2 separate regions of the Homo sapiens genome follow, and region 2 is linked to region 1. A link is a contact called in ENCODE Hi-C or POLR2A ChIA-PET data. All regions are on one chromosome and are shown on one strand. Each heading gives the region's core, a stretch centred on a gene start or an enhancer-like site at or near the end of the contact. The rest is flanking DNA. Distances are from core to core; before and after follow the strand shown. Region 1 holds the start of C4orf36 (chromosome 4 open reading frame 36). Region 2 has its middle 70 kb from the start of KLHL8.

Region 1 (5,372 bases), core at 1,776-4,275:
GAGCCTGATTAAACAAACTGTAGTACAAACATGTAATGAAAGAATAAGGATTGTGTCGATTTGGAAAGATAAGCAATAAAACAGTTATTGTTTACATAGCACCTACTACTAGGCACTGTTTTAAGCAATTTACACACATGAACTCATGTAATTACTGCAACAACCATATGAAAGAGGCAGGTGCTACTACTATCCTCAGTTTACAGATTAGAAAACTGAAGAGTAGGCTGGGCATGCTGGCTCATGCCTATAATCACAGCACTTTGGGAGGCAGAGGCAGAGGCAGAGGCAGGAGGATCGCTGGAGGCCAGAAGGCCAAGACCAGCCCAGGTGATGTGATGAGATCTCATCTCCACAAAAAAATCAAAAAATTAGCCGAATGTGGTGGCACAGGCCTGTGGTTCCAGCTACAAAAGAGGCTGCGGCAGGAGGATCACTTGAGCCCAGGAGGCTAAGGCTGAGACTGCACTGAGGTGATAGAGTGATACCCTGTCTTGATAAAAAATAAAGATCTCCAGCCGGGCATGGTGGCTCATGCCTGTAATTCCAGCACTTTGGGAGACCAAGGTGGATCACTTGAGGACAGGAGTTTGAGACTAGCCTGGGCAACAAAGTGAGACCCCATCTCTACCAAAAATAAAACAAACTCACCGGGCACAGTGGTGTGTGCCTGTGGTCCCAGCTACTCAGGAGGCTGAGATGGGAGGATCACTCAAGCCCAGGAGGTGCACAACATTCCAGCCTGCGTGACAGTGTGAGACCCTGTCAGGAAAGAAGGAAAGAAGGGAGGGAGGGAGGGAGGGAGGGAGGGAGGAAGGAAGGAAGGAAGGAAGGAAGGAAGGAAACTGAGGTGCAGAGAACAACTTGCCCAAGGTCACAAAGCCATTGGTTGTGAAGTTGGGATCTGAACCCAGGAAGTCAGACTCCAGAATTAGTGCTCTTACCTATTAGGCTATACAAGATATATTAGGAAGGGGTGGGCAGAGCAAAGTTCAATATGATTCCATGTGTTAAAAAGACATATGTGTGTGTATACATGTGTGTATGTGTCTTGTGTAGCAATGCACATACACAATGCAAATAAAATAATAATAATAATAATAATAATAATAATAATAATAATGACACTTACTATAATGGTACTTGCCCATAGTTCAAGGTCTAAATACGTACTAAACTGACAAAACTAAACAGAATGCAACAGTGAGTTTTCTCTGAATTTCTTATAGCTCTGGTTTTATAATCCCGTAGGGAATCCTCATTTACTTCACAGAATATTGTTTAAAAGACAAATTCAGCTGATGCCTAATCAAACGTTTAAGAAAGGAAAAGACTGCACTACAATACCACAGAGTAAAACTACTGTGTGGTTGCAACACGTGCTCACTATGCGTTCACTGGATGACAGGCAATGTGCAAGTACTTCACATACACGACTTCATTTATAATCCACACCGCATAGCCAATTGTTATATGCATCTTGCAGATGCAGAGATCAAGGTACGAAGAAGATGGCCTTAGGGAGCTGGGGGCAGGGCCAGGCTTGGAGCCCACGTCTTCTTGATTGGAAAGCATGTGTTGTCCATCCACTGCCTGCCAAAGTATACAGGATATAAAAGCGACCCTTTGTACCAGCTAATTAGGTGCTCTGTTAAGATACATCTGACACCAGGGCATTTTTTTGGTAGACGTGGAGTATCTAAACAAAGTTTTTTTAAAGTTGTGGGTGGAAGCAGAAAATGCTGTCTTGGAACAAAAAGACTCCGAGTCTAGCCTTTGCATTTCCTTACTACAGGACTGTGACTTTGATCAAACTTCTCTGAACCTCAGTTTTCTCACTTGAAAGTGTTGTGTTGTAAAGACCAAGTAAGATAATTAACTTATAAAAGCAGTTGCCAAAAAAAAAAAAAAAAAAAATCAGATCCCAGACACCTCAAAATACTTCACATAGCCCAGTATCTCATGGGGAGCACAGAGTGTCCAGTCCTTTTATTTAACAAAGACACTCCCCACCGCAGTCAATGCTTACCCTGATTTAAAAAAAAAAAATAGTACTTACACATTATAACAACTGCCCCGCAAAATGGTTTTCACTGTGTTCTTTCTTGGCACTCCATACGCCATGGTGAGTTATTACGGTATGATTTCGTTACATAGGTGCCTGATGGAATGTCACAGATAACTCTGTTCACTTTACCTGAAATGATGGCAACGCACCTAATTAATGCCTCTCACGTGAATATTTTGTAGCCAAATAATAGAAAAAAATTCTGAATGTCAGAAAGTCCTTAATAAGTGTTCATTGAACTGGAACCCCAAGTGTAAAACCGTGTTCTCTTTCATTTTTCCATGAACTCATTTTTTCATTTTTTGCCACCGAATAAGGAGAAAATGCCAGGTAAGTTTCGTCATCCTGAGACAAAGTTTCGGTGTCGCACTCTCTGCCCTTGCCTGAGCCTGCCAAACCAGCTCCAACACCGCTGCGCCAAAATGTGTCTGATCGTGGCAGTGCTGAGCGACCAAAGGCTCTGCCTGCACAGGAACCACCCGCCCCGGCCCGGGCACTTTGAGCAGAGCAATCCTTCCCAGGTTTTCCCTCATTCAAAACACTCAGCACCACTCCCGCGTCCCCGCCCTTGCACGCCGATTCGGGGCGAGTCCCCTACCCTTCCCCGGACGGACGCGCAGGGCCCGGGAGGAACTGGTTCCCGGGACGGGTGGGGGCCTCGGCCGCCCACAGAGCCCGCGGAGAAGGGAACGGCCTCAGCCTCGGCTCCTTCCCACACCTGGGCCCCACCCTGCCTCCGACTCGCCAGGAATGCGCTGTGTGCGCGGGGCTTCCAGGGTGGCGGGTCCCCGCGAGCCGGCGCCGGCGGCCTGGTTACCCGGGCTCCAGGGGCTCGGAGGGTCGCGGCCGGGGTACTGAGGTAAGAGCGCGCTGCGCTAAGCGCACATGGCCGCGCACACGCCTCGGGGCCGCGCCGCAGGCACACGCCTCCTTCCCGCTCGCCGCGGGCGCCGAGTCTGGGGCTCCTCGCGTCACACGGGAGCCTCAACAAAGGGCTTTGTGGGGCCCTCCCCACCCGCCAGGGAGGGGACGCCGGGCCCGGGAGACGCGCCCCGCGGGGTCCGCTCTCTGGTAACCGGGCCGGGGCAGGCCGCGCTCTCGGAATCCAGCCAACCAGCCAGAGAGGGCTGTAAGCCAGACCTTTCCTGGGAAGGACGCTTTCCAATGTAGGGGGCTGCATCCAAGCGATCTGGACTTCGTTTGCGGGCGCCATTTAAAGAAATGTACCCAGTCCTGGCTGCTGACATCTGGGGAACCGAAGCCCTGTTGCCAGCGTTCTCACACTGCAGTGGGTGAAGGCAGTGAGCTCAAAGCCCACGTGTGATATTTTAGGTGTTCGTGTTCAGAGCAAGACAGCATCAATTTCTAAAGCCGTTATTACGCTGTGGTGATTTCGTATTTCTTCATTTGAATACATCAGATGGCCACCCCTTACGGTCAAATGAAACGAGCTTACATTTCCATTTTGAGTGAGGGTTTTGATGTCAGAACTGGTTTGGAATTCTAGCTCTGCCACTTAAGATTTAACCTTAAGATTTCGCATGTCACTGCTCTAAGCATCAATTTCTTCATCTATAAAACAAGGATAATGCTCTATGTCTTAGAGGGTTGTTCTGAGGATGAAAGATCCTGCCCTGAGATTCTCCGCCACGTGATAAATGCCTAATTGATTGTGAGCCTAAAAACAACTTTATGAAATAGGTAAGAGCGATACTACTCATTTCAATTGTGGAGCCGACGAATGAGTTCAGGGTGGTTAAAGGGCTGCCCAGAGTCACATGGCAAGTTCCAAAGCCAACTTTTAAAGATAAACACAGATGGGCCAGGCACGGTGGATGGGCCGGGCGCGTGTCTCACGCCTGTAATCCCAGCAATTTGGGAGGCCGAGAGGGGCAGATCACGAGGTCAAGGGGTTCGAGACCAGCCTGGCCAACCGACATGGTGAAACCCTGTCTCTACTAAAATGCAAAAATTAGCTGGGCGAGGTGGCGCGCGCCTGTCGTCCCAGCTATTCAGGAGGCTCAGACAGGAGAATTGCTTGAACCCGGGAGGCAGAGGTTGCAGTGAGCCGAGATGGCGCCACTGCATTCCAGCCTGGGCAACAGAGACTCCATCTCAAAAAAAAAAAAAAGATAAAACACAGTAACCTTTCCATCTGACAAGCAACTTCTGATCCTTCTGATTAGAGTAGGCTCGCAGGGCTGACCCATCTTTCAAAGGTGCTTTTGTGCCTCCCAGAAACTGGAAGGTGAGGACTGTCACTCGCTCTTCAGCATTTCTGCTCTACCACCAATGAAAAGTGAGCACCGAGGAGTGACAGTGGGTGTTTTCTTTCCACAAAGAATGTTGAAACCCTCAATGGACTGTGAGACCAGTGTACTACAGATTTTGGCCTGAATTTTTATTTATTTATTTATTTATTTATTTATTTATTTATTTATTTATTTATTGAGATGGAGTCTCGCTCTGTCGCCCAGGCTGGAGTGCAGTGGCGCCATCTCAGCTCACTGCAAGCTCTGCCTCCCGGGTTCACGCCATTCTCCTGCCTCAGCCTCTCGAGTAGCTGGGACTACAGGCGCCCGCCACCACGCCCAGCTGATTTTTTTGTATTTTTAGTAGAGACGGGGTTTCACCGTGTTAGCCAGGATGGTCTAGAGCTCCTGACCTCGTGATCCGCCCACCTCGGCCTCCCAAAGTGCTGGGATTATAGGCGTGAGCCACCGCGCCCGGTCTTTGGCCGGAATTTTTAAAAATGAGTTAGCATAGAATGGCGAATAAAATTAGAGTACATCACACAGATAAGTGTAAGAAGGTATTATTTTGTGGCACTTTCATTTCTGTTATATACATATATATATACACATATACACATACGTGTGTGTGTGCTCAGGCTCAATGTACAGCCCTTAACAATGGGTCTAAAAAATTTGAAAGGCACTTTCTTAGGTGATTTTATTTTAGAGATGAAAAAACAGAGACAGAGAAGTTATTTGAGGTTATATCCAGATAGGGGACAAGCCACCTTAGAAGGGAAGTTCCTCATGGTTCCATGGTAAGTTCTCTTTTTATAGTTGTAGAAATAGGTCTAGGGCCACACCAGAAGAGGTCAAGCCTGTGATTTCTTTATACAGGAACTCCATTTCCAGCATATGCATAAAATTCCTGACAATTGTATTTAGTTATTTCCTGTGTGACTCACTGTGAACAAATATGGTGGACATTACTGTGTATGACTTCTGAGATAAGGTCATAAAAGGTATTGTGGCTTCCTTCTTGCAGTCTCTCTTGGGTCACTCACCCTAGG
Region 2 (5,372 bases), core at 1,708-4,207, 260 kb after region 1:
GGCTTTATAAACTGGAGCTTGAGAAAGAAGTCCTAAAAATCTGCAGTGATTAGCAACTCTTCTAATGCATCATTAGAAGCACATGGGGGATCACCCCATCCAATGCTGCTTTCCATGTTGCCCTGTGGATTTTCTCCATTTACCAGCACTAGTCAAGACACTAGTGCACCTCTAGTGACAGCTAAAATTGATAGTTTTTCTTTCCTTATTTGCATGAAGACATGTATTAATAAATAAAAGTTTAATAAAACACAAGTAAATGTTAGTGTAACACACATTTCAAGAAATGAGCATAAAGTAAATGTTTTTAAGTCATGAATAATGTAAACTAAGCTTTAATGGGTAAAATCCCAGGAAATAAGAAATAGTAACTGAAACAGGCAAGAGTATAAATTCCCCCAGGGTCCTCCAAGTTTGAGAGTATAGGGGCAGAATAAAACTTTAATTCTGAAGCTAGTGACCCTGAAGTTTGAATGCCTTGGCCCCCTCACCTGCCTTACACTGTCCAGGCAAAACAGCCAACCAGAAATAAAAAATATGGCACTGAATTACCATCCTTTACCTTGCACAAGTTACATGAATGTCTGGTACTATATTTCCTCATCTGTAAGAAAAAAGGAAGGAGTTGAAATATGATATCCTGAAGTGTATGAGATAAAGATACTGGTAATCAAATATTTCCCTGTTAAAGATGGTGTATTAAAATCTAAAAAGATACACAGAACTTATTAAAAAGACCACTGTCCTTTAAAATCATCTTGGTGGTTTCTTCACATGTATTACCACAGTTCAAAACAAATTTACAACAAAATTATTTAAAACTGCCTTCAGGGCCCAGCATAGTGGCTCACGCCTGTAATCCCAGCACTTCGGGAGGCCGAGGTGGGCGGATCACGAGGTCAGAGGTTTGAGACCAGCCTGGCCAACATGGTGAGACCCTGTCTCTACTAAAAATACAAAAATTAGCCAGATGTGGTGGCACACACCTGTAGTCCCAGCTACTCAGGAGGCTGAGGCAAGAGAATCGCTTGAACCCGGGAAGCGAAGGTTGCAGTGAGCCTAGACTGCGCCACTGTACTCCAGCCTGGGCGACAGAGCAAGGCTCTGTCTCAAAAACAACAATAACAACAACAAAAAAAACTGTCTTCAGAACTATGTGCAAGCATAGGTACATCCTATTTATTTTATGGTTGCTTTTCTACAAAGAGTTAAACAATACTATCCACATAAATAACTCATCAGACTTGGCTCCAAAACACAATTGCAAAAGACAGAGGATAAAAATGTGTCCCTATTAGATAATTTCAGTATCTACCTAAGTTGTTTTCTTTGGGCAATGATGGCAGCACCATTGGAGTAAGTTTAAAACCTCCATGTTAATTCTTTAAAAACCAGTATTCAGCCAGGCGCGGTGGCTCACACCTATAATCCCAGCACTTTGGGAGGCCGAGGCTGGAAGATCACCTGAGGTCAGGAGTTTGAGACCAGCCTGACCAACATGAAGAAACCCCCGTCTCTACTAAAAATACAAAATTAGCCAGGTGTGGTGGCGCATGCCTGTAGTCCCAGCTACTCGGGAGGCTAAGGCAGGAGAATTGCTTGAACCCAGGAGGCAGAGATTGCAGTGAGCCAAGATCGTGCCATTGCACTCCAGCCTGGGCAACAAGAGCAAAACTCCGTCTCAAACAAACAAAAAAACCCAGTATTCATAGTGTCAACATTTTATAGGTTCTGATACATGTTTAAAAATTATCTTAATCTCCTTCCTCATATCCAAAGCTTACCCCCTAGACTTGGCTAAATGTTCTCTTATCCTAATCTTTATACTCCCTTATCCACCTCTAACTGATAAGTGGAGTGGACCATACTTACTAAGGAGTGGAATCACTGTGTACCCAATGTCACATACAAAAATGCCCCCTCCTTCCCCTTACCTCAAATTGAGTAAAGCAGTAGGTCAACCATAGGCAGTCCCATCCATCAGGCTCTGCTATTCTGTGTTCAGGCGTAAAATACACACATGTATACATGTGATTTCATAGACATGTCAGGACAATAAAATGCATTGTTGGGTAATTTGGAAATCTAAAGCCTAAGAGCTCAGGGAAATTTCACATATATACATTCTCTCCACTTTCTAAAAAATAAATGACATCACCTGTGTGAGTGATAGCTTTAAAGCAAAAACTTCTTATGTTAAATCATTAAATGTTTGCTTCTACTACCCTAATTTCCTGAAGCCACATCTTTTTTTACTTACCAAATACACATGCCTTAAATAAGTAAATCCCTGGCCAGGTTCCTTACTTAGCTCAAAGTTTTAACTTTTTTTTTTTTTTTTTAAACATGCATAGTGTTCTGTCCTTTCAGCAGAGCCCTAGGAGCAGCCGAGACCTAGTCTCCTAAATTTTTACAACTCTCCATAGGCATATTTACAAGGTGTTACCTGAAAATACCAACAAGCCACCAGACACATTTGTGTCCAATTCATTAAAAAGAATTTATATTCATTCCACTAGTAAAAATGATTTATTCCTCTGGCTCTGATTTGAAAGGATGTAATAGGTTTGAGTAAACAATAACCATCTCTGGCCTTTTTTCCCCTTCTTTGTAGGCGTTAGCCACTCTACAGGTCTAAACCCTTGTTATAGCAAAAGATCTTAGTGCATAAAGTGGATAAGATCTAAAGCACACAAATTTAGTTTTGACTATAATGTACCTCTTGGGATTATGTAAAAGCCACAGCCAACCAGCTCAGCTCCTGGGTATTATTAATAGTAGTAATGAAGTAAAACATTTTGAAACTGGACTCAAATTGTGTTCAGTGTGCTAAACCAGGGATGCTGTGAAATGAATGTAAATTTTAACAAGCCTGTTCTGAGCTTTAGACTTCTCATTAGTGCCCCTTTCCCAAGTGTAATGTGCAGAATGAGCCACTAGAGGGCAATCATTTTCTTTAGGAAAAAGATGCTGTTTGAAAGCACTGTACATTCATTTAACCACAATGACACCATGTCTCACACCCAGGAGAATGGATATAATCAAAGGAAAAGGCAATATCAAGTGTTGGAGGGGACAAGGAGCAACTGGAAATCTCATATGTTGCTGATGGAAACATATGGTACTGCCACTTGGATAACAGTTTGCAGTTTCTTAAAAAGTTAAAATCATGTTACAATAAAACCCAGCAATTCCACGTATATGAAACTACCCAAGATAAATGAAAGCATATGGTCAATTAAGATATGTTCATGAACATTCATGGCATCACACATAATAGACAAAAATTGGAAACAATCCAAACAACCATTATTGGTGAATGAATAAACAAAATGTGATATATGCATATGAGGGAATACTATTCAGCTATAAAAAATTCTACACTATGGATGAAGTGAACCTCAAAAATATTATGCTAAGTGAGAGAAGCCAGATGCAAAAGATTAAATATAGTGTGTGATTCAATTTATATGAAATACCCAGAAAAGACAAATTTATAGACAGAAAGCAGATCAGTGGCTACCTAGGGTGAAGAGAAAGGAGGGGAGGAGTGGGGACTGACTGCAGACAGGCTCATGAGAATTTCAGGGGGATGATGAAAGTGTTCCAAATCTGGATTATGATGAGGCTGGCACAATGCTACAGGTTTACTGAATCACCATGTACACTTACAGTGGGTGAATTTAATATAAATCATACTTCAATAAAGCTAACAAAAAACACACTGATTTAGCACTGCATTAGAATAGGTACTGGGAAATGAAACAAGTGAAAGAAAGAAAACTAGAGCACTGTGTATTAGAATGTAATACAAATAGCCACTATGTCATTCGGTCCTGAGCTCTGGCTTTTCAGACAGGAAAAAAGCTCACTGTTTGCAAACAGACTAGGGAAATTTAGGAATTTATGATCAAGTAAGAATTTTATTACTTTTGGCCAAAGGCCATTACATTTGTTACATTAAACAGAAACATTTGTTTAAAAAGGAAGGTTGTAAAGTTTCAAGCAGAATGCAATTATTTTCTGACTCTCCATCAGTACTTTGGAGTCATATTTATGAAGGGATTTAAAACACATCAATGTGCTAAGGGTCTGATGTTATATAAAATAACTAATAACTTGAGATATTCAGGGCAAAGAGAGACACTTGAAGTGACAGGCATATCCATACCAAGTAATTTTACATTTCCTGAATTATCCTTTTATAAACTAGTTTAAATTTACTTAAGAAACTTCAGGTATAATAATATATGAGATCAAAAGGCTCGTTCTGGCCTGTAATCCCAGCACTTTGGAAGGCTGAGGCAGGAGGATTGCTTGAGCCCAGCAGTTCATACCAGCCTGGGCAACTTAGCAAGACCTGTCTCTACAAAAATATCAAAATTAGCCGGGCATAGTGGTGCGGGCCTGTAGTGCCTACTACTCAGTAGACAGAGGTGGGAGAACCACTTGAGCCCGGGAGGTCAAGGCTGCAGTGAGTCATGTTCACGTCATTGCACTCCAACCTGGGCAGCAAAGCAAGACCCTGTCTCAAAAAAAAGAAAGCTCTGTTAAGGTCTATAAGCAGCAGTCTCCAACTTTTTTGGCACCAGGGACCAGTTTTGCAGAAGACAATTTTGCCACGGACAGGGCAGGGGTGGGGACAGGTGGTTTGGAGATGAAACTATTCCACCTCAGCTCATCAGGCATTAGATTCTCATAAGGAGATTGCAACCTAGATCCCTCACATGCGCAGTTCACAATAAAGTTTGCTCCCCTATGAGAATCCAATGCTGTCATTGGTCTGACAGGAGGCGGAGCTCAGGCAGTAATGCTCACTGGCCTGCCGCTCACCTCCTGCTGTGCAGCTCCGTTCCCAACAGCCCACGGACCAGTATTGATTTGAGGCCCGCGGACGGGGGCCCCCTGGTCTATGGAACGTCTTCAACACATAAATTTCAGAGGAGGCTAGTGGTACACAAGAGAAAAATTAGTGAATATTAAGACAAAACTATGTCTTTTCTTTGGCTTCTAGAATGGTAGTGGTTTATGGGGTTATAAAAGACAAGATCATCCAAAGGGCTCTCCCATTACTATTAGTTCCTAGTTCAATTATAAACAATATACTTTTAAAAATGCTTTACTGGGCTCTCAAGAAAGCAGGGACACTGAAAGGCCAATATAAGAGATGGAACCTGAGCAGGAGTGGTAACTAAACAGGAAAACCAAAGTTGCCCTGAGGACAAATGCCATTATCAGCGCTGGGACTGAGAGACCAAGTTCTGGACCCATAGCAAAAGGAGGAGCCAAGAAGAAAGCTAAAATGCCCCAGGTCAGTTTTGTTCCCTAGCCTAGAGACACAAATGTGAAACCTCTCTGAAGGAGCACATTCC

The links. A loop is a pair of places that touch in the nucleus more often than their neighbours do. ChIA-PET counts read pairs that join two places held with the same protein, here RNA polymerase II (POLR2A). Pooled maps may share reads with other maps.
Region 2: a loop to region 1 is called in a pooled map, with 4 times the contacts of the local background. The contact joins the enhancer-like site here to the promoter of C4orf36 in region 1. A Hi-C loop is called at or near these places in 4 of 168 maps with a recorded cell type or tissue (Caco-2, K562, MCF 10A and 1 more), 1 of 37 single-sample maps with no recorded cell type and 6 of 50 pooled maps. POLR2A ChIA-PET finds 5 or more read pairs at or near these places in 1 of 52 experiments (H1).

Annotation. Positions count from the first base shown.
Region 1 is chr4:86,889,397-86,894,768 of GRCh38, forward strand. C4orf36 (chromosome 4 open reading frame 36) reads right to left here and starts at 3,026. Exons shown (of 5, transcript NM_144645.4): 1 at 2,787-3,026; 2 at 2,060-2,197. The coding sequence starts at 2,124. RefSeq lists silencers at 2,438-2,497, 2,708-3,247 and an enhancer at 2,768-3,423.
Region 2 is chr4:87,148,039-87,153,410 of GRCh38, forward strand. No RefSeq gene overlaps it. Among named protein-coding and RNA genes, the nearest start is that of KLHL8, 70 kb to the right of the region's middle. RefSeq lists a silencer at 2,980-3,029 and enhancers at 4,386-4,886, 4,887-5,372. Within about 2 kb of position 2,958, at least 2 of the 41 ENCODE cell types and tissues checked have a DNase peak (open chromatin) inside an H3K27ac peak, as active enhancers do.